Regions from separate parts of the Mus musculus genome. Here region 1 is linked to region 2. Evidence: chromatin loops called from intact Hi-C (ENCODE). Cell type or tissue: heart. All regions are shown on one strand. Each heading gives the region's core, and the rest is flanking DNA. Links, peaks and the distances in the headings are about the cores only.

Region 1 (15,415 bases), core at 3,867-8,866, 120 kb before region 2:
GTGATATGTGTGTGTGATGTGTATTTAGTATCTTGTTTAGCACAGGTTCTCCTCCCTGTTAACTAAGCACTCTGCCATTGACCTACTCACATCCCAGCCCCTCACTAGGAGATTCTAGGCAGGGGCTCTACCACTGAGCTACATCCCTAGCCCCTCACTGGGGGACTCTAAGCAAGTACTCTATCATTAAGTTACAGCCTTTGCTGTCTTCTCTTTCTCTCTCTCTCTCTCTCTCTCTCTCTCTCTCTCTCTCTCTCACACACACACACACACACACACACACACACACACACACACACATTTTGATGCAACTGTCACTAAGCTGCCCAGGATTACTCTGTAGCTCAGGTTGGTCTTGCATTGGATCAGCCTCTTGAATAGCTTGGGTTATAGGCCTGAACCAGCAGACCCAGCCTGGCTCCATCGTTCTGACTTTGCTCCATCTGCCCTGCCTCCGTGTCTCCTGCCTTCACTGTTTTTTCCTGGTTCTCTCTCAGTGCTTCTTTCTGTGCTTCTGTCTCTCTCCCAGTATACTTTTGTAGGCCAAATACACTACAATTCCATGTTTTTCCTTCACGTTTTAGATATGGCCCCTGGGCTGGATGGAGTGATGTGCACAGGCGCATCCCTCTTGCACCCTGCATCTTGCACCCTGCCATCTTGCACCCTGCCATCTTGCACCCTGTCATCTTGCATCCTGCCATCTTGCATCCTGCCATCTTGCACCCTGCCATCATCTTGCATCCTGCCATCTTGCACCCTGCCATCTTGCACCCTGCCATCATCTTGCATCCTGCTATCTTGCACCCTGCCATCTTGCACCCTGTCATCTTGCATCCTGCCATCTTGCATCCTGCCATCTTGCACCCTGCCATCATCTTGCATCCTGCCATCTTGCACCCTGCCATCTTGCACCCTGCCATCTTGCACCCTGCCATCATCTTGCATCCTGCCATCTTGCATCCTGCCACCTCTACATCTGCTCGAAGAATCCCACGGTTTTCCAAACTCATCCATCCTTCAGGTTGATTCTTCAGCCACTCCTACAGGAAGGCCTCTTGGATGTTCTATGGACTTTTATCCCACACCTACTGTAGGGTTCTTTTCCTCTTTCTCTAGGTAGAGTGAAATAGGAAGAAACCCTGGGCCTACATAGTCACAGACACTCGGGAAGAGGGAGCCAGGCTGGCCCAGACTCACCTGCCAGTGCTTGGTCACAGCGTTCCAGACACCGATGCGCCCTGTGTGACTTGTGGCAATGAGCTGATTCCCAACAAAGAACAAGGCCTCCACTGGCACACCCAGGTGGAAGACACCTGCAGGTGGCAAGGGAGGGGGTGGTGCTCAAGAGGAGGCTGGGACCCCACTGCAGGGCTGGGGGTGAAGCCCCAGGGCCGCAGGTTGTATCAGGAAACAAGATCCACGGCAAAGAGGATTCCAGGAATTACACAGAATATCTGATGGGTGTGGGAGTGTAATGGTGAGTAGAATCCTAACAGGCTGAGGTTTCCTTCCATTGGAACAAAGGGCTATGACAGCAACTAAAGGCTGATTTTTGTTGTTATTGTTTTGAGTCAGGGTCTCATGTAGCCCAGGCTGGCCCCTACCTTCTGTGTGTTGGATTATAGCTATGTACCACAATACCCAGGTTATATGGTACTGGGATTAAATCCAGGATTTCATGCATGTTCCTTTCTTCTCAGACACATAAATCAATATACAATAAAATAAACCAGTGTGTTAACTAAGTATGGTGGCTGTAATCCAGTGTACTGGCTGGATTACATCCCTCCATGTGTGTCAACTTGACACAAGCTGGAGTTAACACAGAGAAAGGAGCCTCCCTTGAGGAAATGCCTCCATGAGATCCAGCTGTAAGGCATTTTTTCAATTAGTGATCAAGGGATGAGGGCCCATTGGTAGCCCTGGGTTCTATAAGAAAGCAAGCTGAGCAAGGCAGGGGAAGCAAGCCAGTAAGGAACATCCCTCCATGGCCTCTGCATCAGCTCCTGCTTCCTGACCTGCTTGAGTTCCAGTCCTGACTTCCTTTGGTGATGAACAGCAGGGTGGAAGTGTAAGCTGAATAAACCCTTTCCTCCCCAACTTGCTTCTTGGTCATGATGTTTGTGCAGGAATAGAAACCCTGACTAAGGCAGTATTCAGGAGTTAAGGGCAGAAAGACTTGGAATTCAAGGCTAGCTTGGGCTACATAGTAAAACCTTGTCTAAGGCAAAATGAAACAATGAAAAGTGCAGAGTTCTGAAGGTCTAACACATTTCTCACAAGGCAAAAAGACTGACTCTGTACAGAATTCCCATCCCCCCATGGGTTTCTGAGTTTCAGTTGAGATATTTTAACAAGTTACAGAAGTCTACAGAGTTCTAGAAAAGATCATGAGACATACCTATCTCAGAGCCACCACCTTGTGCTTGTAGGGCCCACAGAAGGATCTCGCTGCCAGTAGCTGCAGCCACCATCTTGTCATGCTCACCCGGAGCACCGCCAAGCACCCGAGCCGCAAGAGCCAGGCGCTCGATGGGCCAGTCCAGGCGCGGGCTGGAGAATGCAAGCTGCCAGCCCGAGGCTTCCTTCAACCTGTGGGATTGAGGGACATCAGTAACCCCCACCTCAGAGCCACCCTAGCCACAGGGGCAGAGCCTCCCACTGCCACACCCCCACCCTCAGCACCTATAACAGACGAGAAAGTGGGTATATGCCACAGCAATCCAGTTGTGGTGACCACACACCAGGCGCACCATCCCTGGCTCCTCTGGTTGGCCTTGGGGGTAAGAGAGCAGAGCAGAGCAGGGTCACAGGGGCCCACTGGCCCTGACCTCCTAAAGGACAGAAATGTAAGCTACATCTGGTGGTGTAGGCTGCCTGGGAAACTTAGTGAGACCCCGTCTTAAAACAGAGCGTAAAGGCTGGAGTCAGGGGAGCTAGTTCAGCATACAAAAGCAGTCCTGGCACATGCCGGACAACCCAAGTTTGTTCTCCCAAACCCACATGGTATCCTTTGACAATTATGCTGAGTTCACACATGGACACACAATAATGATAATTAAAAATAATCATCAAATAAAACTAAGAACATGAGGAGCAAACATTGAGCTCATAATTCTAGCACTAGGGAGGTTGAGGCAGGAGGACTGGATTGCTTTGAGCTCCAGGATAGCCTGGACCAGAGTAAGATCCTGTCTCCAACAGCAACAACAACATCATCAACAACAACAACAAAAGTAAAAGAAGGCTAGGGATATACAGAGGCAGAACGCACGCACTAAGCTCAAGTCCCAAGCTTACCTGATGGGGATGGAGGTGCTCTCTCATCTAACATTCGGCCCAGCAGCCCTGCATTACCCAAGTTGGGGGGCATCGTGTTGCTCCGTCGAACAGGGGCTGGGCGTCCCCCTATTTGCTGGGGCCCCACCAGGCTGTGCCGGTTTCGCCGCTTCACTGGGAACACTATAGTGAGGGGAAGTGTCGGGCACCACAATTAAAATCGTGGCGGACAGTCTATGAACACTTAAACCATGAGAGGCATGGATTCCCTGTGTGGGGCACAGTGTCCTGGGGCAGGTGCTCTGTGTGCCGGGATTCAGCATTCAATGACCCGGAAACCCGTCACAGGGAAAGACCTGGTTTGGTGCTGCTATGATATTGGTGCCTTTTCAGTGTTTGCTAACTTGGCCAGGCCTTGCAGGCAGGTCTGAAATCCCAGCCATTTGGAAATCTGGAAGTGGAAGATTGCAAGTTCAAGGCTAGGCCCTGTCTCAGTAATAATAAAATAATAATAACGATGATGAAGCAGAGGGCTGGCAAGTGTCTTAGTGGGTGAAGGTGCTTGCCACCAAGACTGGCAATCCTGACTTTGATCCTGAGACATGTGCGGTAGAAGGAGAGAATCAATTTCTGCAAGTTGTCCTCTGATCTCCATTCATGCACCCTCCCACCACGTGCCCAATAAATAAATACTTCTGCCGGGTGGTGGTAGCACACAACTTTCATCCCAGCACTTGGGAGGCAGAGGCAGGTGGGTCTCTGAGTTCGAGGCCAGCCTGAGCTACAGAGCAAGTTCTAGGGCAGCCAGGGCTGCACAGAGAAACCTGGTCTTGAGAAACCAATACATACATACATACATACATACATACATACATACATAAATGTAATAACATTTTTAAAAATAAAGACAGCTGGACCATGAACATGTTCCTTGCTGTTACTGGGGAAAAGCTGTGGGCATGGTTCAGAAGTAGAGCACCTGCCTAAAATTCACCTGTCAGGCTTGGGAGAGGAGGGGGGTGGAGGTGGGGGGCGGGGGGAGGGCAGTCTCATGCTACAGCACCTGCCCAGCATGTACAAAACCCTGGGCGCAAACTCTAGAACTATAACAAATAAAGAATAAAATAGAAATATAGTTGTAGGAGCTACAGACATGGCTTGCTGGGTAAAGCACTTGCTATATAGGCATAAGAAAACTACGTTTTGGACTCCCCCACCCCCAGACAGTAGAAAGGTGTGTGCTCAGACTTTGTTGACAAGCCAGCCTAGCCAATCAGTGAACTCCAGGTTTGCTGGGACCATGCCTCAAAAGATAATGTGGATGGCTGAGTGTGGTGGTGTATACCTTTAATCTTAAAGGCTTAGACAGAGGAAGGAGGATCCCTATGAGTTCAAGGCCAGCCTGGTCTATATAGTGAGTTCCAGGACAACCAGGGCTATGAGAGAGACTCCGTATCATAGAACCTCCACCCTCAAAAAGTAGCATCCAATGAAGCTAGCATGATAAAGTTTAAATTTATTTATTTATTTATTTTTCTGAAGAATGGGGTGAAACTTAAGAAAACTCAGACTACAACTCCCATCAAGCTCCCGTGCATGCTTCTGAACTCTAAAGAGAACTGGCTGTTGCACAGCTTCAAGGAAAAATGCTGCTTCCTATTTCCTTTCCAAGCATCTGATAAAGAACTACAACTCCCAGTGCACCTCAGGGCTCCAAACACCTAAGGGTTGAAGCTTTATGGGAAATGTAGTCTTTAAGCCAATCTCCCTCTCCCTAGCATCAATTGGGAGTGCTCACCTGGAGGAGGTAGATAACCATTGAAGAGGACATTTCCGCAGGAAGATCGATCCAACTCTTCCCTCACCTGCAGGCGACGAACTGCAAGGGAAGGACTCAAAACTTCATCTTGAGGGAAACTAAAGCAGACCCTTGTCCCCTTCCTCATCTGTCTTTCCACGTAACTATCCCCTCCCCCGCAACCCCGACCCCTTCAGAGCCAGACCCAAATCCGGTGCTCTTAGCTCTAACCCAACAGTCTTTTTGACTGGGAGAGTCAAAGAGGAGAGGCATTCTGCTCAGGAAATAACTGAGGGTGCTGACTGGGGGCGGGGTTGGGGTGGGGGTGGGGCACGGCACGGGACTCTCACTTACCCAGTGGAGTGAGTCCGTAGAATTGGGCTTCATGGAGGAGGCTGGAACCATGGACACCCCTGGGTAATAGGGGAGATTTGGGTGTAAAAATCTAGGGCATAGGCATGAACAGCACATTGCAAGGAGAAAGGTATTGAAACTGCCCAGAGACTACCGAAGCCTGGCTAGTTTCAACCGGCGTAAAATTCTAGGGAGGTTGAGGGTGGGGTACACCTGCCAATCCAAGACATGGGAGATAAAGACTGGCCTGATCTGGATGGAGTTCTAGACAGCCAGGGCTACAGAGCAAGGCCTTATCTCAAGCCAACAAACAAATACATACTTTCTTTAAAATCTAGATAACAAGGATGAAGAATGGTGCAAATGTGTGGGCATATTTTAATGGAAGGAATATAACATGATCAATAATTCTAATAGAATGGAACACATTTACTTTTCGAGGAGAGATTTTATACAGTGGCAGAATTCACCCATTTACCCATACCAACCTGGGATCTAACTCTTTGGTCCGCAGGAAATTAAGGATGGGGGCAAAGACGGTGGGGTCCCGGTCGATGAAGATCTGCATGGTGGGGTGGGGATGGAGGTGGGGGTCATGGAAAAGACCTGGAATAAGTAGGAGCTCCTGTCCCCCATCCCACCCGGAGTCCCGTTTTTTGATCTAGCCCTACTCACAGCTCCGGTCTCATCTTTCAGGGTTGAGATGCGTCCGCTCAAAAGACTACAGGAAGGGGAAACCGAGGAGGAGACATGGGCCGAGTTGCAGAGGTGAGTATTGTAGAAATGGGTCTCCCCACACCCTCTTCTTTCATTCCCTCCTACCCTCGCCCCAGACTCTCCTAATCACCTGGAAAAGAAGGAGTCTGGGATCCAGGTAAGCGTCTGGCGAGAGGTACTGAACCTGGGCGATGGGGTAAGGAGAGGAAAGAGAAGAAGAGGTGAGGACGCTGCCTCCTCCACTGAGATTCATGCATTCTCCTTTGGCATTTCTTTCTTTCTTTCTTTCTTTTTTATTCAAGCGCCAAGCCTCCAGCTTGAGGCGGAGCAATTCTTGATGGACAGGGACTACCACCCCCACCCCCAGAAGAGGCGGGCATCCCGCCTCGGTCCCGTAGGATGGGGCCTCGAGGATCTCCCACACTCACCGCTTGCCCCCTACGTTCAGATGAATCACTTCCCCGGGTGCTCCCCGACTCGGGACCCCCTCCACTGCAGTCGTCGCGACGGCCATAGCCCCACCCCCCCGCAAGCCGGCCGGCTCGCACCCACTTCCGGGTGTGCATAGACCCCGCCTCTTCCTCTTGCTCATTGGCCTAGAGACTCCAGGATCCACCGGCGATTGGACAGAGAGCTCGCTCAACGCAATTACGGTCTCTGACTCTTTAAAGAGGGCCGGTCTTTCCTGGTTTCGACGGGGCGCACTTGGGGATCCTTTGGAGTGATTTAGTAACTCCCCCCCCCCTTTTCTAGGTTCCCTTATTTTGGTATAATACATAACGAATGTAGGCGATTCGTTGAGGAGTACGTGCGCAGATCTTGAAATGAGCCTATACCAAGGCTTAGGTATTTGTAGAGTCTAGGAGACTGCCTTCTCGACCTCGTCCCCACACCGGCCCACCCTCCAATCCTGTCTCGGATACACGAACAAACCAGCGAAGACTGTCAAAGCCAAAGGGTTTATTATAGGTACATACAGTGTGCGCCTGCCACACCGCCCCGCACCCCCTGCCTTGGCAGCGTCTCCAAGCAGCCACGGGGGTTGCCTGTAACCCTGATTCCCTCCGTCCCAGGGAGGTGCTCCAGCCAGAAGCATGCAGGGGGAGGGCTTTCCCACCCCCTCCCCCTCGGGAAGTGGCATTTACAGCTAGAATCGGGGAGGAGAGAGGAAGACAGTTTTGAACTTTGACTCCCCTCCTATTAAAAGCCTTCGCGGATGCGGGGCGGGGGGAAGGAGGGGGGGTCTACGTTTTTGCAAAAATAAACTAAGTCAGGAATTAACCGCATGGCTCTGAGATGGCGGAGTACAGGGGCTAAGGGCCCCTGTCCTCCCTCTTCCCAGACAGATCAAGGCAGCATTGGAAGTGAGGTAAAGGCAGGGAGGGAGTGTGTCCCCTCCCCACCCCCTAGCACCCTGGATGGTCCAGGGGACCTCACCAGCGCCCCCGTTGTCCATCCTTAGGGCGGAGAGGAGGCCAACAAATCACCACCTCCTAGATCCCTCGCCACTCCAGCTTCTTGGGGCAGGATCTGACGATTGGGCAGGGAGCTTGGCTCAACTGGCTCCCTGCCCGGCCCCACCAAGCTCAGTTATTGCATAAAAAGAATGGAGCCCCAGCACCTGGGGTGGGGTTGGCGAGCGGGAAGGGACCGAGATATGGCTATAGGGACAGCAATCCCCTACCACCACCTCTTGGAGTGCAGAAGTCCCTTCTATTTCAGGCCCACAGTGGCACATCCGCAGTCATTCCGGCCCTTGCGGATGAGAAGTTGTCTTTGTGTCCACAGTGCAGAGAGGAGGGGCAAGGAGACTTGTCAGACTCCAAGGTGGGGGAAAGGGTACCTGGAATCACTTCCGGCGCCCGCTGGCCCTACGCTCCCCGCCCTCACGCTTGGGGTTGCCCTCATCTGTGGATGATGTGGTAGGTAGTGTCTGACCCCATCGGGCGATCTCGGCGTGTTCTGCCACGGAGTTAGCCACAGCCTCCAGCCAGCCGTTCATCTCCTCCTGACGGAAGACGCAGGACAAGTCCATATTTGGAAGAGGAACTCAACCACACCGCCCTCCCTAGCTTCACTTTCCTGTTAGCAGGATAATGCTGACAGTAAGGATAAAAGAACAGTTACATGCCCCAGACTCCTCTCTAAGCACTTCTGTGGATGCACCCCCTTAAACAGAACCAATAGGATTATCTATAAAGCAGAGACCACCTCCACAAGCAGAGAGAAACAATGCAAATGAAGTACTGGGGGGGGGGGGGAGCTTGCAGAGACCTGACACCAGGCCTCTTGCTCATTGGTCCAACTTACTTCCTCTTTACAAAAGCCTTGAGATAAGTCATTTTGGAACCGCAAGAGGACCGGGTAAACAAAGGTATGCTGGAGCCTAATGAACAGTGAGTGCTTCCTCCCTCAGGAGGAAGGAGAGTGCTGACTCAGGAAGGCTGTCCTCTGCACCCAAGGCACAGCACATGGGTGACAATACGCATATCCATCAACACACACACACACACACACACAAATAAAATGTACTGGGGCAGGGTGGTGGAGCACCCCTTTAATCCCAGCACTTAGGAGAAAGAGGCAGGAGGCTCTCTCTGAGTCTGAGGCCAGCCTGCCTGGTCTACATAGAGTTTTCCAGGATAGCCAAGACTTCAAAGAGAGATCCTGTCTCAAAAAAATAAAAATAAAAACATAATTTGGGAACTGGAAAGTTGGATACATGATTAAGAGCACTGGCCACTGGCTGCCCTTCCGAGGGACCAGGCACCCATGTGGAGGCTCACAAGTACTTGTGAGTCTGGTTCAGGGGTACATCCTCTGGCTTTGGTGGAGCAACCAGGCAGCTGTGCAGTACACATGTAAGCATGAAGGTAAACAGACACATACAATAAAAATAAATCTTTTTAAAAAATTTTTTCAAAGGAGCTGGGTATGGTGGTGCATGCTTTTAATCCCAGCACATGGGAGGCAGAGGTAGGTGGATTTCTGAGTTTGACACTAGTCTGGTCTACAGAAAGCTCCAAGACAGCCAGGACTACACAGAGAAGCCCTGCCTCAAAAATAACAACAAAAAGCAAAAACAAAACAATGAACCCAACAACTCTTTTCTTTGTGTGGTGTATGAGACTGTACATGCTGGGGTTTGTACCGTGCACACGTGTGGAGGCCAGAGGAGGATCCAAGTGTCTTGTATCTATCCCCTAGCCTGATTCCCTCCAGACAGGGTCTCTCAGTGAACCAGCAAGAACCTCCTGTATTTCTTTACCCCCCCTCCATAATTAAGGAATTATGTAAGTCCATGGGCAGCCATGCCTGTCTGTCTGTCTTTCTTTCTTTCTTTTTAATATGGATGCTGGAATCCAAATTATAGTAGACTTTTTTTTTTCAAGACAGGGTTTCTCTGTGTAGCCCTGGCTGTCCTGGAACTCACTCTGTAGACCAGGCTGGCCTCGAACTCAGAAATCCGCCTGCCTCTGCCTCCCAAGTGCTGGGATTAAAGGTGTGCGCCACCACGCCCGGTTCATATCAGGCTTTAACAACAACCGTCTTCAACACTGAACCATTTTTCCAGCTCCAGTAAGGGAATATTTGTTATACATTACATTCAATCCCTTTAGCTCAAAACTCTGACTTGCCCCCTACCCACCCCCAGCACACTCAGGATAAAATCTTCCCCTAATATTGAGAAGTCCAGCTGCAGGGGACCTTTTTGGAACCATTTACCTCACTTCGGCTGTCCTCCTGCAATTGGCTCTCTTAAACCATTGCAATTCTGTCCTCTGGGACACTCAGCCCTGATCACTCATTTTGTTCTGTTTTGTGTTAATTTTGCTTGTTTGAATATATGCCATGTGTGGATATATGCTCTTAGGAGGCAGAAGAGGGCGCTAGAGCCCCAGAAGCTGGAGTTAAAAGGGAGTTGTGGTATCATGGGTGCTGGGAACCAAACTTGGGTCCTCTGGAAGAGCAGTAAGCACTCTTACCTACTGAGCCATCTCTCTAGAACCTTCATCACTCTTTTTTAAGCTTACACCCATCATCTTTCTGGCCTTCTGAGTTACCATGGCAAAGAAGACAGACCTAGTTATCATGGCTAGCAAGCACCTGCCCTGAATCCCTCCCCATGACCCCCGACTCCTTAAGCTCCTCGGGGCTCTCACTGCTTTCCTGTTACAACCCTGACAGGTCCAACCTGTGTGGTTCCTTCTATAGTCCCGTTATTTTGATTCAGGAACCACCCTGGGAGCTAAGCCACTAAGCTAAGGTCAACCTGTGGGATGAGAGGATCAGATCTTACCTCATCTTTAGCCTGGAGCAAGAACTCACTGCCATCCTGGGTCCTGCAGGAGACACAGGACTTCAGGTATCTTGAGGAACCCAACCCCTCTCCCCATCACCCATCGTCTTTCATGGGAACCAAGCGTATACAAGGAGGAAAGGAAGCGACGATGGGACCCCTCCCTTCTTCCCGAGGGAGGGAGGGACTCACTGGAGCTTGAAGACATGCTTCTTTTTCTTGTAGTCACTAGCCACCTCGCTGGTGGCTTTGTGCAGGCTGAGCAGTGGTTCCCCACCATGCGTGCCCCCTGATGCTGGGCCTTTGGAGTCCTTGTAGAAGCCCAGCTCCCCCTTGCTGAGCACACAGTACAGGCTCACCCATGACCTGGGGTGATGAGATGGTGATGAAGGCAGGGCTACATCATTACCATCACAAAGCGTATGCTGGGTCATGCTACTTTGCACCTTCCTTCCGCTGGCCCTTTGTCCTAGCTACTTAGCCACATGCCAGGCTGTTTTTCTATTAAGCAGTTCCTATTCTGGCAAGTGTGGTCAAGGCTCCCAGAACCAGGAGTTTGCCCAGGCTAGACCTTCCTTATGCTTCCTCCTTATCTCATCCCACATTGACTTTCCAAAAGCAAGATGCAAGCTTTGAGACTAGGAATAGAGCTTAGCAGGAGGTAGAGCCCTTGTCCAGAATCCACTAGTGAGGAGTTGGAGGTCTGTCTCAGCAGTAATAAAGCATAAAACCATGGACTAGATTTCCAGTCCTGATTCCGTTATAAGCCCTTGCCTCAGTTATTGGTCTCATTTCCACCCCACACAACCTTCAAGCACCGCCCACCCCCACCCCCACCCCCCATTCATTCACTAGTTCTCATTTTCCCACCATTCACCAAGTTCCTTCAAGGAAGCTTTACTACTCTACAGTTTGGAATAAGAAGATCTGGTTTCCCAGCCAAAGCCCCAATCTTGGAAGAAGTCTCAGATAGGAAAATAACATACAATAGATATCCCTGTTCATTGCCATCTTGGTCTGGTGGCAAGGAAAAAAAACCACTATGATCCCCACCTGCCAAGTCCGAACCTGCCCTGTTCATGTCCTGGCTATACCTGCCCCCACATTCCAAATCTCAGTTGGATAAAAATGTACTGGACAAGATGGACTCCAAAAGTAAACACACACATGCAAACACGTGGTGGTTAGGCCTGTAGAAGGCTCAGCATTTGCAGCCAAGCCTGACAACCTGCGTTTGATCCCTAGTCGACCTACATACATAGCGTAGGAGAGAACTAATTCACACCAGTTGTCCTGTGACCTTCACACACAGCTTTCACCCCAACACAAATAAATATAATTTAGATAATTTAAGAAAAAGCTTCTCGTTTGAACAACTGAGATAACCTGCAACAATGTACTAGGTCCTCAGTTTGGGCTCTGTTCCTTTTCAGACTCCTCCTCCCCCACTGAAAATGTAGTGGCTGAGGGTTGCCAGGTGGGGGGAATCCCTCCAGATCACGGATTGAATGCCATCTTGAGGCTCCAATTCACACCCCATTGGAATTATCTAGAGTAGACTCTACCTCCAGGTTGCTGCTTTATCACGTGAGGTGGTTGCTGAGATTGAATCCCAATTTATTAACGTTAGGGACACTTTTGTCATGCTCCTATCTCAGTTCCAGACACCTCAGTATTGGACACTCAAAGCTTTGGCCACGCCTCTCCACTTCACGGATTGGAAGCTTTGAACTTGAGTCCCGCCCCTCCTCCAGCCCAGCTACTCATTCATTAAATACCCAGAGCAGGCGCCCAAGCCATCCAAAGCCCCGCCCACGCGCTCACCGGTTGGACGACTTGCGGTTAGCGTCGAGCTCGCGCTTGCGCAGCAGGAAGCCCTCGTGCTGCACTGTGTGAGTGGGCGGAGGTGGCGGCGCGGGGGCGGAGCCTCCCTGGGCAGGGGCGGAGCGCGAGCGCCGGCTTCCCCCGCCCTCACCACCCTCTCGAGGCCGTGGCCGCCGGCGCGGCTTGGGCCGGTCCCGTGCCCGCGGCCGATCGGGCCGAGGTGTCCGCTCGGGCGGCTCAAGCCCGTTGGGCAGGCGACCAGGGGGAAGCTCGCGAGGCTGAGGCAGCGACGGCTGTGTGAATGAAGGGAGGGGGGAGAGGGGTACTGTGCATGATGACTAGGGGGAGCATCCTGTCTCAGGGAGCCCGAGGGCCTGGGGTCCTATGCGTCTTTAGGGCCACCTATCTTGGAGAAGACCCTCAGGGCTGAGAGGACCCTATAGGTTTTGATAATGGGTCATTCGAATTTAGGCTTTGGAATTCTGAATATTGGGAGGTTAGGAGCAGGGTCTGAGGAGGTAGAAGGTGCATAGAATTTCTGTATGAAGAATCTTCGTGTGTGACTAATAAGAAAATGGGCACCCCACAAGCCCGGAGAAATGTGGACTCTAAAATAGATGGGGGGGGGGGGTTAGAGTCCACTATGTGTGCGTGCGTGGAGAGAGAGAGATAAGCCTCCGGGTCTGAGGCTTCATCTTCTAAGGGAGAGTATGGGGTCTCTGTTGACTGCAAGGTCCAGGAAGAAGGATGGGCCTGGGTAATGGTTGCCTCTGAAATCCTGGCCACTAAGAGGGCTTCTACACCCACCCATCCCAGTTGTTCAACTTACCACCCCAGCAGGGATCCCTGGGCCTGCCTCTTTCTCCTGAAGTTGCTCCACAATATCAGCCAGAGTGGCCTTCCTGGAGAAGAAGAGACAAAAGAAGTGAGATTCTGGGCCTTTTGCTACTGCTCTGCCTTGGCTGGACAGAAAAGGCTCCAAACCTGGCCCCTGCCTGCAACTCAGCAGCCTCTCACCTGTGTGCCTTGCACACTCAGCAGTCTTACACACATGGGGGTTCCTGACACAGCTACGCAATGTACAACCAAATCCCTATCTTCTTCTTCTTCTTCTTCTTCTTCTTCTTCTTCTTCTTCTTCTTTTTTTTTTTTTTTTTTTTTTTTTTTTTTTGAGACAGGGTTTCTCTGTGTAGCCCTGGCTGTCCTGGAACTCACTCTGTAGACCAGGCTGGCCTCGAACTTAGAAATCCGCCTGCCTCTGCCTCCCGAGTGCTGGGATTAAAGGAGTGCACCACCACGCCTGGCCAAATCCCTATCTTCTTTAAGGTTTTTTTTTTTAATTGTTTGATCTTTTAAAATATTTTTCTTTTTAATTTTTTTAGGGTTAGCTATGTGAATGAATGTTTTGCCTGCATGTGTATACTACATGTATGCCCAGTGCCCTCAGAGGCCAGAGAAAGACTTTGGATTCTCCTGAAGCTGGACTTCTAAGAGGTTGTGAGTCCCCCAGGGTGGGTGCTGGGAACCAAACATAGGTCCTCTGGAGAGCAGGAAGTGCTCTTAACCACCGAGCCATCTCTTCATATATATATATATATATATATATTTAGCTTTTCAAGACAAGGTTTCTCTGTGTAGCCCTGACCATCCTGGAACTCACTCTGTTGACCAGGTTGGCCTCAAACTCGGAATTCTGGGATTAAAAGCGTGAGCCACCACCATCATTACCTGTGTGTGTGTGTGTGTGTGTGTGTGTGTGTGTGTGTGTGTGTGAGATGTATGTACATGTATGTGTATACACACACACACACACACACACACACACACACACACACGAGAGTCAGGGTCTCATGCAGCCCAGTTTGACCTCTGGCCTCCCCGAGGATAACCTTACTGGCATGCCTTGTTCGTTTTAGAGACAGAATCAATCTCTCTCTTTATTTATTTATTTGTTTATTTATTTATTATATGTATATCAATCTCTCTCTTTATTTGTTTATTTATTTATTATATGTAAGTAAGTACACTGTAGCTGTCTTCAGGCACCCCAGAAGAGGGCATCTGATCTCATTATGGATGGCTGTGAGCCACCATGTGGTTGCTGGGATTTGAACTCAGGACCTTTGGAAGAGCAGTCAGTGCTCTTAACCACTGAGCTATCTCAAAGGTAGCCCTGGTGCTCAGTATGTATTGCAGGTGGCCTGGGACTCAGTCCTTCTTCACTCCTAAGTGCTGGGGCCACAACTGCATCACCAGACCCCGCTGCCCTCTGAGTTTTAAGCAGAGCAAAGGGCAAGCTGGTGGCTCCAGGCTTTTAAACATCCTGTTGTTTTTCTTCATACACGCCCCTGAGCTCCCAAGTCCCCTGGGCTTCCCCTCCCAGCCCTAAATGTTTTAGGTCTTCCGCTGTCAGGTGATAAGGCTGTTTCCCTCGCTGACCCTGGCCCTCTGGCCTCTGCCTCCGCTTTCCCCTTCTCGAACATCCTGGTCACAGAGGTCCTTACCCTTTGACCAGCTCTCCCCTGGTGGGAGTCTCCTGTTCGCTAGACTCCTGTCGTTCTATCCGCCGCTCCCTCCGCTCCCGCCGTCTCTCCATCTGCTCGTAGCGACCTAGAGTAAGGCTGTGCGGCCCCTCGTGGTCCGCGGACTCCTGGCGCTCAGGCCGCCGCCTCCGCGCTGTCTCCTCTGGTTGATCCACGGACTCCTGGCGTTCTGATCTTCGTCTCCGTGGCAGCTCCTCCGCACGATCCGCTAACTCCTGGCGCTCCGACCGGGGCCGGACCAACTCCGTCGCCGCCGGAGTCCCAGGGGTGTCCGTCGTGTCCAACGCTGCGGCTGTCGGGGCCGCGGGTTCTACCTTCCCCGAGGTCTCTGGCAGCCGGTCAATGCGCGGCTGGAGACGCTCGGGCTTGAGCTCCTGGCGCACATACCCAACCCGGGTCCGCACCTCCGCTGACAGCGTGTCCGAGGCCCTGCGGGCCAAAGGCTCCAGGCCCCTGTCATAGCCCCCTGGACGCAGCAAAGGCGCTGCCTTGGCCGCCAGCTCTGTGGGGTCCCCAAAGAACTTGCGCCCCAGTAAGGGGGTGGGTGGCTGCTTACTCTGTTCTGCCTTGAGTTTCTCGATCTGGGAGTAGAAAGGT
Region 2 (15,415 bases), core at 5,756-10,755:
TGAGCCGTGCCGGAGCCTTTAAAAAATGTTGTTAAAATTGGTTGATTGATTGATTGATTGATTGATTGATTGATTTGGGGTGGGAGTGGTATGCTAGGATACCGATGTGGATGACCAAGGTAACCTGTGCCTCCGATTTCCCAGCTCTCAGGAAGCATCAGGAATGATAGCTCTGACCCTGCTGTGGCACCCCAGATCAGCCAGAGCTTCAGAAGCTCAGGGGCCGGAGGCAGTTCAGGCACCCAGCACACCTTAAACAGAAAGGGCTTGGTGGAAGATAGATGTATATCCAACCTGAAGCCTGCATTAGTAAGAGTGTGCCTACGGAAGGTTCCAGAATAGGGTAGCGTTTCTGGCTAAAAAAAAAAAAAAACATGAGCAAGGGACAGAGAAGCATATGGCTCCATTGACAAACTACACGTGGTCCCTGCAGTTAGTGATGCCAGGCATGTCATCCCAGCACTTGGAAGACGGAGGCAGCAAGAGTAACAGTCCTAGACCATGTTTTCAGTAACAGGGAAATAACAGCAATATTACTAATAGTAATACTGCCACTACAGTGAAGTAGAGATGGCCAGAACTAGGGAGGTCTGCGAAGCCTGAGTTGTCCAGACTGACAAGATGGCTCAGCAGTTACGGGTGCTTGCCGCCAAGCCTAATGACCTGAGTTCAATCCCCAGGCCCCACATGATAGAGGGAGCGAACCAACTCCTGTGAATTGTCTCCTGACTTGGACATATGTGCTGCACTACCTGCATGCCATGAGTGAATAAATGTAATGTGATCGAGAAGAAGTAGCTCAGAGAAAGCCAGGCTTTGCAGGCCATGTCGACTTACAACTGCAATCCCAGCACTCGAGCTGCTGAGACAGGAGGATCGGCGTAATTTTGAACCCAGTGTAGGCTATTGACTCAAAAAGAAAAAAACAAAAAACAACAACAACAAAAAAAAACATTGCAAAGGAAGTAGGGGTGGAGGCATGGGCTCCTGGAGATTTTTTTAGAATTGTTTTTATTATTTTTTGTGTATGGATGTTTTGTCTGCATGTATGTCTGTGCATGCCTGGTATCCAATGAGGTCAGAGGGTGTTCAATCCCCTGGAACTGGTTTTAGAGATAGCCTTGAATCAACATATGTGTCCTGGCAATTGAACCTAGGACCTCTAGAAGAGCAGTCAGTGCTCTAAACTTCTAAGTCATCTCTTTAGCCTCATAAAGAATTGTTTTGTTTTTTGTTTTGTTTTGTTTTGTTTTGTTGGGTTCTAGGGGTGTTTTTGTTTTTTTGTTTTTTTGTGTTTTTGTTTTTGTTTTTTTGTTTGTTTTTTGTTTTTTGAAACAAGGTCTCACACAGCCCAGGCTGGCTTCCAACTCTATGTAGCCAAGGATGACCTGATTTTCCTGGCTAGCACAGTGCCCAATCACTAGAATTACAGGTACATAGCGTGTCTGGCTTAGGTTTTACTTTCTAAAGCTTCTGGACGTGAAGCCTAAGAGAGCAGGGATATGGGGTGGACAGAAAAGGAGAGAGGACCCTCCCTCCAGCTAGGTCCTGGGTGAATAGTCTGTGGGGCAGGAGGAAGCTCAGGCCATAACTAAAGTGATGGTTGGGCTTTACTGAGGGGGGGGGGCACTGGAGGATTGCCAGTTTAGGATGGAGAAGAAAGGGGAGGAAGTGCCCTACACTGGCAGTCCAGGTGGCACAGGCCCTGTAATCCCAGATCCCGGCAGATGGACGTTAGAAGGAATCTGAGCTGCAGAGTGAGGTCAAGGCCAGCCTTGAGTGCACTGAGATGCAGCCTCAAAGAAAACAGGAAAGGAGAGCTGCAGATGTGCCTCAGCCTTTGAGAACACTGCTGTGCTTCCAAAGGCTCCACATGGGGGCTCACGACTTCAGTCCCAGGGGATCCAAAGTCTTCTTTGTGCACCAGCCGGCCAAGTAGTGCAGACATAAACATGGGCAAAACACTGAGACACACACACACACACACACACATATATATATATTTAATTTTTTTGCTGGGAGGTGCTGGTGCACACCTTTGATCCCAGCACTTGGGAGGCAGAGGCAGGCCGATTTCTGAGTTTGAGGCGAGCCTGGTCTGCAGAGTGAGTTCTAGGACAGCTAAGGCTACACAGAAAAATCTTGTTTGTCTGTCCCTTCAACTACCCCCCCCCAAAAAAAAACCCACCACCACCACACATAACCTTCCCTCAAATAAACAACAAAAGCCCCATAGAGGCACGCACACTGCAGCCCCTCAGGAAGGCCAAATTTTCACAGAGGAGAGAAGCAGCTTTGTCCAGGAGGTTTGTGGCTGTTCTGGGTTTGAACCTGTCTGCCATCTTCCTGATATTCATTGTGTGGCCACAGGACTTCCCGCTGGGTACAGAGATGGGGTACGTACCTGGGAAAAGGAGGTGGAGGTGGGATTGGCAGTGTGTGCCTGGGCCCCACCTCACTGGTTAGAAGGAGTGGTTTTTTTCCCCCTAATACCAGGGATTGAATCCAGGGTTTTGTATGAGATAGGCACACACCCACACTCTACCACCCTATCCTTTGAGACAGGATCTTATGTAACTACCACATCCAGGTCAGGTGGGAGATTTTGGGGTTTTGTTTTGTTGCCGTGTACCTGTACTCAAGTGCATATACACATACCAGTCAGAGGACAGCTTGTAGGTTCTTTCCTTCTTTCTTCCTTCCTTCCTTCCTTCCTTCCTTCCTTTCTTTCTTTCTTTCTTTCTTTCTTTCAGATTTACTTATTTTTTTTTTTTTTTTTTTTATTGCACATCACTCCTTTATTATACTGATCTGGAAAGAGACTTAGTTGTTACGCCCAAACGAGCTCTGAACCCACACGGTAGGGTCAAGCAGCTGGAACATGATTCAGACAGTGAAAGACAAAAACTCGGACATGATCCAGGGGTACTTCACCTCTACAAAACAAGGCCAAGGGATCCAAACACAGCAAGAGGTACAAGGAGTTTATCCCACTGATATGAGGAATGGCTTATTTTCTGGTGACCACACAGGACTGTTTCAAATGTCACTAGCAACCTCAGAGTTGCTTTTGTGTGCTGATAATATGTATATATACTTTTTTTTGTAAAAGTAAGTGTAACATAGACTTGACAAGATTGATCCCAACCTTCTAGGGCCAGCAGCTCCTTTAGGGTCAGAGAGAAATTAGGGTTAAAAATCACCATGAGGTTACTTCCACTCTCCACTGGAATGACTATGCCCCCAGTTACCTAACTGCAGGAAGAGTGCAGGACAGGTTCCAGGGACAAAACTGGACTGCAGCTTTTCATTGGTCACACCACAGCACAGTTCCTCCCTGAATTCTTCCTAAGCAGACCCTTAGTAAACAAAGACCTAAGAAAAACTATAGTTACTATCTCTCAACTCTCCTGGTACAGGGAGCTGTCCCTCGATGTGGTCCGAGAACCTGCACCCCCAAAGGCGTTATTCTGACTAGATTCTATGAAGGGAGTGGGTGCAGGGGATAAAATACTACAATGAAAACGGGAGCCACAGGCCCCCATCTGCAGCTACAACTTAAACTTAAAATCCTAAAGACATAGTCAGTGTGGCAGGTGCTGGGGAGGGTGCAGGAGGCAGGAACAGGCAGGGAGGGTGTCGGGGTAGGAGTCTGCCTCTTCGCCTTCACTTCTTCACCTTGCCCTGAGCAGCCACAGCTTCCATGGCTTTGCGCACGGTCTCCTCGTCTCCCAGGAACTGCATGGGCTTGATGGGCTTCAAGTTCTTGTCCAGTTCATAGACGATAGGGATGCCCGTGGGCAGGTTCAGCTCCATGATGGCCTCTTCTGAGAGACCCTCCAGATGCTTAACGATGCCCCGAAGGCTGTTGCCGTGGGCGGCAATCAAGACCCTTTTCCCCTCTTTGATCTGGGGGACAATTTCTTCATTCCAGAAGGGCAGTGCTCTGGCAATAGTGTCCTTCAGGCTCTCACAGGAGGGGAGCTGGTCTTCAGTAAGGTCTGCGTACCTGCGATCCTTGCTGATGTTGCTGTAGAAGGGGTGATCAGGCTCCATGGGAGGCGGTGGGACATCATAAGATCGTCTCCAGATCTTTACCTGGGCCTCACCATGCTTAGCAGCAGTTTCTGCTTTGTTGAGACCTGTCAGACCGCCATAGTGTCGCTCATTGAGGCGCCAAGTCCTGACCACTGGCAACCACATCTGGTCAATGGCATCCAGGACTGTCCAGAGGGTCCGGATTGCTCTCTTCTGCACAGAGGTGAAGCAGATGTCAAATTCATAGCCAGCATCTCGCAACGCCTGCCCGCCGCGCTTCGCCTCCTCGTGGCCCGCCGGGCTCAGGTCGGCGTCGTACCAGCCGCTGAAGCGGTTCTCCAGGTTCCAGGCGCTCTCGCCATGCCGGATCAGCACCAGCTTGTAGGCAGCCATGGCGATGGGCAGAGGATGCAGCAGCAACTGAGGATCGCCGAGATTCTCTTCGCAGCCCGCCCCCCGCCCCGGTCGCGCCTGCGCCCAGATTTACTTATTTATTATATATGTAAGTACACTGTAGCTGTCTTCAGACACACCAGAAGAGGGCATCAGATCTCATTACAGATAATTGTGAGCCACCATGTGGTTGCCGGGATTTGAACTCAGAATCTTTGGAAGAACAGTCAGTGCTCTTAACCACTGAGCCATCTCTCCAGCCTGTTTCTCTACTTTCAATACATGGGTCTTAGTGACTCATGGAAGCCATCTTGCTGGCCCACAACTGAGGTTTGGTTTTGTTTCTGCCATCTCAATTTCTCTTTCTCTGCATTGCCTGAGTGCTTGACAGATTTTCACTGTGTACGTGCTCTGGGACCAGCACTCAGAATACTTCAGAGCATGCAGAGGTAACCTTAGAACTTGTCCTCAGGGGCCCTAGTCCAGGTGGGGGAAGGTAGAGGGTTAGGGATTGACTGTAATTCAGAGAGGGCATCTAACCCGTGCCCTCTGCAGGGGATTGACTGTAATTCAGAGAGGGCATCTAACCCGTGCCCTCTGCAGGGGATTGACTGTAATTCAGAGAGGGCATCTAACCCGTGCCCTCTGCAGGCACTGCATGCGGGTGGTACAGACACATTCATATACACAGAATTAAATAAACCTAAAACATTAAAGAACAATAACTGGTAAATTATTCTCTCCCAGGGAAATGAGCCAATTCAAGCCAGATTAGAGTATATAAAGGCAGGTTTCGTGGGAAGCTGCTCTTGGGCAGGTGCATGGTCCCAAAGAAGGAGGCCAGAGAAGTCACCACGGAAAGGAAGACTGATGAGAAGTGGGGAGGGAAGGAGGAGAGGGAGGGAAAGATAGAGAACAGAGGAAGGGAGGGAGGGAAGGAGGGAGAGAGAGAGAGAGAGAGAGAGAGAGAGAGAGAGAGAGAGAGAGAACACAGAGCACAAAAGTCTGGATTATATAAGGATGAGCCTCTGGGGGAGGGGAAACCCAGCCCCTGGTCCAGAAAGTTCAGGGTAAAGGGCAGGGTAGGCCAGGTAGGCACTGAGGGATGCTGGGAGAACCTGGAGGCCAGGTCCACCTTGGTATGTTAAATACGAACCTAAGCTGTTTTTCCTGGGTCTGAATCCGGGATGGCATGGACCAACTGTGGTCAGGAGGCTCCGGAGTCTAAGATCGCCTACCTATGCATATCGCGGTCCAGGGCTGTGGGGGTAGTAAGTGAATAAAGGTGCTTTGCCATCAGGCCTGATGTTGCATCCCTGCCTCCCATGGGCTGGAAGGACTCTCTCAAATTGTCACCTGACCTCAACATGCATGTCACGGTACACATAAACCCAAAATAAATACGTTCTATTTTTTTAAATAAATAAGTTCCTGGCCAACCTGGGCTACATGAGACCTCAACTTGAAAGCAAAACAAAGAGTTGGAGAGAGGGTTCAGTGAGGACCCAGGTTTGATTCACAGCACCTACGTGGTGGCTCACAACTGTCAGTAACTCTCCCGGGAGATCTGATGCCTCTGACTTTTGTAGACACCAGGTATGTATATGGTGCACATACATACATACATACATACATACATACATACAGGCAAAACACTCACACGTGTAAAATAAATTAAAAAAAAAAAAAAAAAGCAAAACCAAGAGAATGGTGGCTCCGCGCCTTTAATCCCAACATTTGTGGGACAAAGGCCAGCCTGGTCTAGAGAGTAAGTTCCAGGACAACCAGAGTTACACAAAGAAACTGTCTCAAAAAAAAAAAAAAGAAAAGAAAAGAAAAGAAAAAAAGGCATTAAAAACAAACAACTAAACAAAGCAAAACCAAGAACATCTGAAGAACATTTGAGAGTCTGGCTGTCTCACTGCTGAGAGTGTGCCTTGAATTGGACCCTTGCAATAAGGTAAGGGAGAAAAGCCCTGTGTTTATTTCTTAGGAGATATTGGAAGCCATCTTAGAAAAACTGAAAGCAAGCTAGACAAGCTGGTAATGCCTAAATCCTAGCACTAGAAAAACGAAGCAGGAAGATGAAAGATTCCAGAATAGCTTAGGCTACACAGCAAAACGCTGTCTCAGAAAACAAACAAAAAAGTGGCTGGGGATGTAGCTCAGTGATAAGAGTACTTTGGCTAGCACCACCTCGGTGTTCCGTGCCCAACACCACAAAAACTAAGCAAAAGGAATTTTCTTTAGGGACACACCTGCAGCTCCAGGACTAGCAATATGGAAGCCAAGCATGATTAGAATTTCAAGGCCCTTGTCTACACTGGAGTCCTGCTTCACGAGACTGCCTAAAACAAAAAGAATCCGAAAGTGAGTCCTAGAAAACAGGAAGGAGGGTACCAGAGACCAAATAGTGAAGAGCAAGCTAACCCTTCACTACGAAACCATATCACAAAATTAAACACACACACACACACACACACAAAATTTTAAATCTTAGCTCAGTTCTACGGTGTTTGTTCAAAATGCTCAAATGTTAAATCCCCAAAACTAAAAATAATAATAATAATAATAAGTTTGAGTTTGTTCCCAGAGTTGTGAGCAGTCTTTAAGAGTAAACAGCAACAGGCAGACAAATGCGGAAAACGAAAGCGTTGCCTGGGATCCAGGAGGTTCCCCCAAACAAGCAGCAGACCCCTCTAGGTTAAGCATAGACTCCTCCTACAAGACGGGTTGGGGGTGGGGAAGCAGAGCTCCGCCAGCTAAGGGGCGGGGCTGCGGTCGTTCAGGCAACGCAAGCCGCATCATGCTATTGGCTGCTGTCTAGTGCGTCATCCCCCCCCCCGCCCTCCGGTTTGACCCAGCCTTCGGAACTCCGGGGGGCGTGGCCTCCACCATCTGCCCCAAGCCTGCAAAACCGCAGGGAGGGGAGAATGGTGTCACCCGGTGTCACTCTTCAGTGGGGTCTGGTATAAGGGGTCTGCAGTGAAACAGAGGAGTGAGAAACACAGCTGGGTCCAAAGTAGCAGTTCTGACGGCGTTACCAGACTCCACCGTGGAGACTCCGCTCCGCCCCCTGACCAGTAGCCAACCTAAACCGGACCCGGCCCAGTGATGGACGGGGCCTAGCATCCGTGGCTCCTCTTAGCCAATGGCGCCCCGCGGCGGGCAGGATTCCAACCAATCCTGGCTTGCGACTGGCCTCCGGGGAGGAGCCGAGTGGCCCCCAGCCAGACCCAGAGGCCCGGGGAAAGTGAGCCGGACTTCTACCCAGCACTGGTGGAACCCAACCCTGCAGGCTTGTCGGAGGTAGTCGTGGCGACCCTGGCAGCCGAGGTGAGGAGTGGCCGCCTGTGTGAGATTTCCCTGGAGTTAGAGGAGGACGGGGGCGCGCCCCCACGGTAGGCGGAAGCGGGGTATCCCGAGTGGAGAGCAGATTGGTGTGATTGATGGACATTGGAGGGTGGAAGGCTGAATTCCAGCATCAGCACCGAAGGGGGAGCAGGATTACTCAGGAGTTGGAGTTTGGAGAAGCCAGGAAAACGGAGAAAGAACTTTGGAGGAGAGTGTAGGACAGTTTGAGTCTCGAAGAATAGGCTGAGTTTGGAGTTCCACGGTGTTCTGGACAAAGTGAGCGTTTTAAGGCTAGGATATGAAGCATTTAGAGGAACCCGGGAACTAGAGGAACCGAGTATTGGATTCTGAGACGCCGTCGTGAGAAGGGAATGCCGGGGAAGAGTTCACTGACTGGGTCTCGGAGCCGGACTGGGTATTTGGAAAGCCAGAGTCATTTGAAAGTGGAGCCGAATGAGGGGAGATTTGGGACGAGGTCTCAGAATTGGGATATCCAGTTTCGCCGGCGGAACTATGTACCCGAGAGTTATTTGTCGTCTTTGGGCGATGTGATGGGATTTGGACCTCTGCACACCGAGGACAGTTTGGGGAAGAATCCAGAACTTCCTGGGGTGATAGGGACCCAGAGAAAACAGGTTTCTGACTGAAGCCTGGTGGGGGAGGGGCGCTCGGGGCGTGGAGCTCGGATTCACCGCCCCGAAGGCAGTAGAGGGCGGGGCTCGGCGGCCGCTGGGCAGCTGAAGTCCGGGTTCCCTTCCCCCACCAGCCGGAGCTCCCGTACGCATGCTCTCAGAGAGGGCGGGCGTGTCCAGTCTCTTGGGTGTGCTGGGCCTTCTGGGGATTGTAGTTCCAACGCGACAGCCGAAGCTCTGCCTGGAGCCTTTGGGTCCACAGTTCCCAGAAGGCCCTGAGGATACATTGAGGTGTTCTTGGGTCTGGTCTAGCGACCCAGGGAAGGGTGGTGCCTATAAAAAGAGATGATTGGGTTGGACTGGTCGCTAGAGGGTGCAGTTTGTGGTTAGTTTCGCTCTAGCTGGCTTTCCTTTGGGTCGGAGTTTGGGAAATACTCCCTCTCTTTTGAGAGGTCATAGACTCAATTGTAGGAAGCAGGTACGGACAGAAATATTCTTGTTAAAAAAGGAGAAAAAAAAAAGAATTTAAACACACACGTCCCAGCTAAGCCTCGTCTCACACACATTTAATCCCAGCCTTCAGGGAGGAAGAGGCGGTACGATATGAGTTCGAGACACAGCCTGATCCACATAGGGAGTTCCAGAGCAATACAGAGAAACCCTGTCTCAAGTTTGGGTTTGGTCCATTACTCTGTGCTCCATACCTGTTTGTCCTGTGACCTGTTAGGAAAAAAGTATTGTGGGAAAACAATAACAAGATCTATTGAGACCAGAGTTAGGATTTTCACTTTCCAAATGTTAAAATTGATTACCATAATGTAAATTCAACGTTGTGCCTACCACAGACAAGTGATACTCAAGCCATGCCCGGATGTTTTGGTGATTTGTTTTAGGGCTTTTTTGTTTTTCTGAGACAGGTTTGTCTGACCATATTAAACTCTACCTGCTTCTGCCTCCTGGATGGGTGCTGAAATTAATGGCATAGGACACCATCTGCAATTTTTTTTTCTGTTCATTTTCCTATTTTAAATTTTATGTGTATGGATGTTTTGCCTGCATGCTTGTCTGGGCACTACTTGTGTGCCTGGTGGCAAAGGAGGCCAGAAGAAGCCATGGATCCTCTAAAAGTGGAGTTTTAGGCAGTCCTGAGCCATCCATGCAGGTTCTGGGGATCGAACTTGGATCCTCTAGAAGAACAGACAGTGCTCGTAACCACTCAGCAATTTTTCCAGCTCCTTTTATTTTTGAGACACTGCCTAGCTGAGGGTGACCTTGAACATCTGAACTCACTGCCTCCTTAATACAGAGGAGGTGACAGCTACAGGAGTCTCTCCACCCTCACTACTACCTGCTCCCACTCTGTGTCCTGTGCACCCCTCCTCACACTCACTTACCAGTCCCAGCAATCCTATCTGCATCTTGTTCTCTCAATCACATTGCATGCATTAATTTACCCATTCTTAGCCTTGTGGGATTCTCTGTGCACTTTAAATGGAGGTTCTGATACACACACACATACACACACACACACACACACACACAAAAGCTTCCCATAGCTACACAGGCTTGCTTGAAGAAGTAAGGTCCCAAGGTATCTGACTCCACTCTTTTTTCACAGGACATGGGAGGCTTAAAGAGGAAACATTCTGATTTGGAAGAGGAGGAGGAAGAGGAGAAGTGGGACTGGAGTCCAACAGCTCTTCGGAGCTACCAGCAAGCCCTGCTCCGAATCTCTCTGGACAAAGTCCAGCGCAGCCTGGGCCCCAGAGCACCCAGCCTCCGCAGGCACGTCCTTATCCACAACACACTCCAGCAGCTCCAGGCTGCCATTCGCCTCGCTCCAGCACCAGCCCTGCCCCCGGAACCTCTCTTCCTAGGTGAAGAAGATTTCTCCCTATCTACCACCATCGGTTCCATCCTCAGGGAGCTAGATACATCCATGGATGAGATGGAGCCGCCTCTGAATCCAGCAGCTTCCTCGAGTCCCCAGAATGAGATCGTGTCCCAGGCTGATCCTGTATTCTTAGAAGCTCTGAGCTCAAGGTACCTGGGAGACTCTGGCCTGGATGACTTCTTTCTGGACATTGATACATCTGCGGTGGAAAAGGACGTTGCACTTCCACCCCCGGAGCCGCCGCACAGCCTCTTCTGTAGCCCAGGATCCTGGGAGTGGAATGAACTGGACCACATCATGGAAATCATCCTGGGATCCTAAAGCTGATGGGATTCTTCCGGGCGTCAGCCTCAGTGCGCTGGGCCTTAGATGGGACTCTTGTATGTGTGCGTGGCGGAGGCGCTAGACAGAGACTGTGTGGCCTCCTTTCCTCCTATGTCAGGATTCCACAAACTGTCCTGCATGTGTGCGTGTCTGGTTGCCACAGCCTTCCGTGAAGGTGCGTCTTCCTCAATTAATTTATCTCTTCCGAATGCCTTAAGGAGACTCTATTTCAGGGAGTCTAGATTCCTCGCTTACACATTTCTTCTGCCTCCAGTTCCCACTGTCCTTATGACCACTAGGGTCTCAGGGAAGATAAAACTGGACCTGTCAAGGGGTGATGGAGGGGCTGGTCTCCGGACAGACTCAACCTCTTGGCAGGACCCCAGTACCAGCAGCCTCCTGATTCATAACCAGGCCGGACCATGTGCAATAGGGCAGAAGTCTACCAGCTCCATGCTGTGCTACTTAAGAGGAAAGAGGAGGTAGGGTTTGCAGAGGCGTATGTTTGTTGGTTGGTTGGTTGGTTGGTTGGTTTGGGGGGATTTTTTGAGTGAAATTTGTTGTTGTTGTTGTTGTTCTTGTTTTTTTGTTTTTGTTTTTTTCTAATAAAAGCATTTTGGAAATATTGGAATTGTAATTAAATCTGTAAACATCTCTGGGGTGATCTGGGGAAGAGCCTGCTAAGTTTCTCCAATACTTAACATCCTTTCCTTAACAAAAGTAGAGCAGCCGGGCGGTGGTGGCGCATGCCTTTAATCCAGGCACTTGGGAGGCAGAGGCAGTTGGATTTCTGAGTTCCAGGCCAGCCTGGTCTACAGAGTGAGTTCCAGGACAGCCAGGACTGCACAGAGAAACCCTGTCTCAAAAACACAAAAACAAACAAAAGTAGAGCAAGTGTAATATTGTATAAAGTGTAACAGTTGCTGGTTGCTTAAGGATACTGTCAGAACCACTTTATGCAAATTAAACCCTTTAATCCTCAGGATTAGAAAGAAACATATACTGTGTCAAATTCTACATTTGCATAGGGGAAATCTCAAATTTAAGGGCTTAGAGTACATAGTTGAAGTCTTGCTTAGTATATGTCCTGGGGTTGAACCCCATCTGCAAAAACAACTGTTTGTTTTGTTTGAAACGGTCTCACAGTGTAGTACCAACTGTCCTTAAACTCACTGAGATCCAATTGCCTCTGCCTCCCAAATGATGCACACCAACACCTTGCTACAATAGCGTTTTGAAGCCTGAAGTTTAGAGACAGAGAGGAAAGGAACAATAGGAGTAAGATTCACTCTTTGCTGGCCCCTGCAGCTAGTTCTCCGTTTGAATACTAGCCAGTCCATGGCTAGTGGACAGCCATGTCAGACACCATACTGCCGAGCCATTCCCTACAAGTGAACTTTAGGCAAATACCCTTCAGGTGAGCAGTGCTCTCGTCCCCTCACTAGAGCTCACACAGGTGCTCTGCTACAGTGCTGGGGCCTCAGTCAGAGCCCTGTTTACCCACAGTGTTTACGATCCTCTCCAGTGGACTGAAACCCAGTCATGTGCGTGGGTGTGCGCGTGGAGCATGTGTCAAAGCCTGGGGCTCTTAGGAACTGAAAAGTCAATCTTTTATTTTGGAATGTGCTCTTGAAGCCCTAAAGGGAAGCAAAAGGCCCAAAGACCCTCTAGGACCTGTGAACATAAATCTCTAAAATGCTGTTCTTGAAAGCCACATGAAGTTTGGATTCAGGAATTCACATCTGGCTTGAGAGGGGCAAAGCAAGGCTGTGGAGAGTGAGGGTAAGAAAAAGGAAGGCCAGGGAAGGAGTGTCACACATCAATGCCCTGCCCATGCCAAGTGAACGTACCCTGCATTAGGGACTTTTCTGGAAGGGTTTCATGGCAAAGATGGGGATTTCTGTTTGTGGTTTCTTGGCTTTCCAACAGAAGTCGTCGCCTTTGAGTGAGGTGGGGGCGTGGCCTTGTATCTAAGAAAGTGCACAGGTCATCTGAAAGTAAGACTAACCCAAAGAGAGATAAGGACACTACAGGAAAGTGACTTAAAAAGTCTGTATCCTGGGCTGGACAAATAGCTCAGTGGCTAAAGGCACCGACTGCTCTTCCAGAGGTCCTGAGTTCAATTCCCAGCCACCACATGTTGGCTCACAGCCATCTGTAATGGGATCTGATGCCCTCTTCTGGTGTGTCTGAAGACAGCGACAGTGTACTCATATGCGTAAGGTAGCCTGCAATATGTACAGGTGGACAGCAAGAGATTCTGTCCTGTCCTTGGACAACAACAAAAAAGGGTGCTAACTAAATAACATCTTTCTCTTCTTGAAACTTCTCCCACTCCCACTCAAAATAAAAACAAGGGTCTGATTCAGTCTCACACTCTACAACTTCCTCAGTTTCAGCCCCTACTCTCCTTCACTCAACTCTATATTTGGGTTGGTCTCCAACCTTAAGCTCATTTCTACGCCAGGACCTTTGTCTAGGTTAACTTTCTTCCCAAAGGGTACTTCTCGCCTAGCTTCACCAGACCAAAAGTTCCCTGCTTTTGCTGGCTCAATGTCCCATGAGTACCACTATCCTGTTACATCCTGATTGATATTGTTGTTGTTGTTGCTATTAGTAATAGTAGTGGCAATAATAGGTCTGGAACCCAGAGCCTTGCACATGCGTAGCAAGGGTTTTACCACTAAGCTACACTTTAGCCTTGTTTGCCTTTTCCTCCCAAAATGTTTTATTTTATTTTACTTTGAGTGTGTATGGGTATTTTTCCTGCATGCATGTCAGCGTACCACATGTATGCCTAGTGCCCTGGTACTGTGGTACTCTTGGAGGCTGGAAGAGGGCGTCAGATCCCCTTGGATCTGAGTGACAGATTGTGAGCCACCATGTGAGTGTAGAAATGGAACCCTGGTTCTCTGGAAGAACAGTCCTGTTCTTAACCACTGAGCTGTTGCTCCAGCCCCGTTTCACTTTCTTTCATTTTGAGATGGGTCTCTCTATGTAGCTTTGACTGCCCCAGAACTCATTCTATTGGCCAGGCTGGACTCAAACTCACTCACACAGATCCACCTGCCTCTGCCTTCTGAGTGCTGGGATTAAAGGCACGAGCCAACACAATAGGTTGTTTGACTTTTTTAATAGCACCTGTGCAACTCCAGATTATTTATTACCTGTTCATGGTTAGCCTCCAACACTACCAGAAACTCTCAGAGGAGGGACTGTGTGGGACTTTGCCCAGTTGTACTCTCACCAACTCTGGTGCTAGACACTGGTGGGTGCTGAAAAACTGCTGGGGTGAGAAACTGGCTCAGGAAGTTAAACACTTGTCATGCAAGCATAAAGACCTGAACTTGGATCTCCAGAACCCACAGAAAAAGTTGGGATGGCATACCAGCTGCCTCTTCTCCCAACATGCAGGAGCTAGAGGTGCGGGACCCTCAAAGCAAGCTGGCTAGCCAGATTAGCCAGGTTCAGTGAGCTCTGGGTTCACTGAAAGGCCCTGGAGAGTGACAGAGGAAGATACCTGCGCTGACTCCCGACTTCCACAAGCATGTGAACACAATGTTTGTACACCCTGTGCACATAAACACAAATGCAACATATACACAAAGAGTAAAAACCCTTAACATAAAAATGAACTCCAAAGGGGCTGGAGGGAGGGCTCAGTGGTTAAGAGCACCGACTGCTCTTCCAACGGTCCTGAGTTCAATTCCCAGCAACCACATGATGGCTCACAACCATATGTAATGGGATCCAATGCCCTCTTCTGAAATGTCTGAGGACAGCTACAGTGTATTCATATAAATAAAATAAAATAAAATAAAAGAGACTTTAAAAAAATAGAAGAACACTAGGCTTAGTAATGGCCATGCCTCCCTCTCCCCTCTTTGGACATACACCCTTACCCCAGGGAATCACTGCACACCACCTCTGGACCACTTCCAGATCTGAATGGTTGGAGCTGGGGTGAAGGTGTATGCCTTTCAGTCAAGCGTATTAGAAACTGAAGCAGGAAGATCATGAGCTCTAGAAGGGAAGAGACAGTGTTTGGGGAGGAGTCGGGGACCCTATTTAGAGGAGAGGGCGGAAGATAGGCTCATGGACAGGGTGACATTTGGATAAAGTCCTGAAGGAGGTGAGCCTGAAGGAGGTGGGGAAATAATCCCTGCAAAAGGCCCTGAAGTCAGAGCGTGCACAGAATATTTGCCAGCCAGCACAGCTCAGTGTTGCTGCTGCAGCATGAGCAAGGGGCCTGAAGCCCAGGAGCAGGGATAGAGAGAGGGTGGGTGCCTCCATGGAGGGGAAAGAGGCTCTCGGACTGGGAAGACTTGAGCTATGTTTCCAGCTAAGGAAGGAGGGAAGACTCTGGGAGGGCGTTCAGCAAAGGCGATGAGATCTGACTCACCTTTTTCTTGGAAGTCTTTTTACTTCCCTAAAGCAAGTGAGAGAAGCTGGGCATGGTGGCACCAACCTTGTCCATCCCAGCACTTGGGAGACCGGCAGGAGGATGGCCAGTAAGTCTGGGTTACAAATACAGAACATGTTCAGAAAATAAATAAATAAATAAATAACAAAACAAACAAACAAACAAACACCAGAGAACCAAAAACCAACAAACTCCTCCAGGAGGAGGTGGGAAAGAAGGAAGATGAGGAGGGGAGCCTGATAGTAGCAACCAGCCAATCGAAGAAACACCCCCAATTTCCAGGTGAACATACAGAGGCTCAGAGCTGCCCGGCTCCTTCCCTAATTAAGAACTGGCCCCAGAAGTGGAAAGGCTGGC

What was found. A loop is a pair of places that touch in the nucleus more often than their neighbours do. Peaks named below come from ENCODE experiments on the same cell type or tissue, not always from the same donor. Only the 100,000 strongest peaks of a DNase experiment are listed, where the experiment ranks them.
Region 1: it touches region 2 in a loop (2.1-fold over the local background); 1 of 42 quality-filtered maps calls a loop at or near these places.

The regions. Positions count from the first base shown.
Region 1 is chr7:27,349,292-27,364,706 of GRCm38, forward strand. Shkbp1 (Sh3kbp1 binding protein 1) reads right to left here and starts at 6,717. Exons shown (of 18, transcript NM_138676.2): 1 at 6,580-6,717; 2 at 6,282-6,335; 3 at 6,110-6,155; 4 at 5,923-5,996; 5 at 5,435-5,493; 6 at 5,081-5,161; 7 at 3,304-3,465; 8 at 2,689-2,779; 9 at 2,405-2,595; 10 at 1,201-1,316. The coding sequence starts at 6,665. Sptbn4 (spectrin beta, non-erythrocytic 4) reads right to left here. Exons shown (of 36, transcript NM_032610.2): 31 at 14,780-15,399; 32 at 13,105-13,177; 33 at 12,276-12,568; 34 at 10,644-10,817; 35 at 10,452-10,494; 36 at 7,092-8,159. The coding sequence ends at 8,001. In heart, for the core only: no CTCF peak of the experiment used is centred there; DNase peaks (open chromatin) are centred at 5,010, 6,730, 7,170, 7,870 and 1 weaker place; H3K4me3 peaks cover 3,636 bases; H3K27ac peaks cover 3,001 bases.
Region 2 is chr7:27,466,105-27,481,519 of GRCm38, forward strand. It overlaps Sertad3 (SERTA domain containing 3), which reads left to right and starts at 7,736. Exons shown (of 2, transcript NM_133210.2): 1 at 7,736-7,767; 2 at 10,036-11,260. The coding sequence starts at 10,039. The coding sequence ends at 10,632. Gm38972 (a long non-coding RNA gene) reads right to left here. Exons shown (of 5, transcript XR_881906.2): 5 at 14,417-15,152. It also overlaps the pseudogene Pgam1-ps2. In heart, for the core only: a CTCF peak has its summit at 8,788; DNase peaks (open chromatin) are centred at 6,687, 7,277, 7,587, 8,607 and 3 weaker places; H3K4me3 peaks cover 2,988 bases; H3K27ac peaks cover 3,292 bases.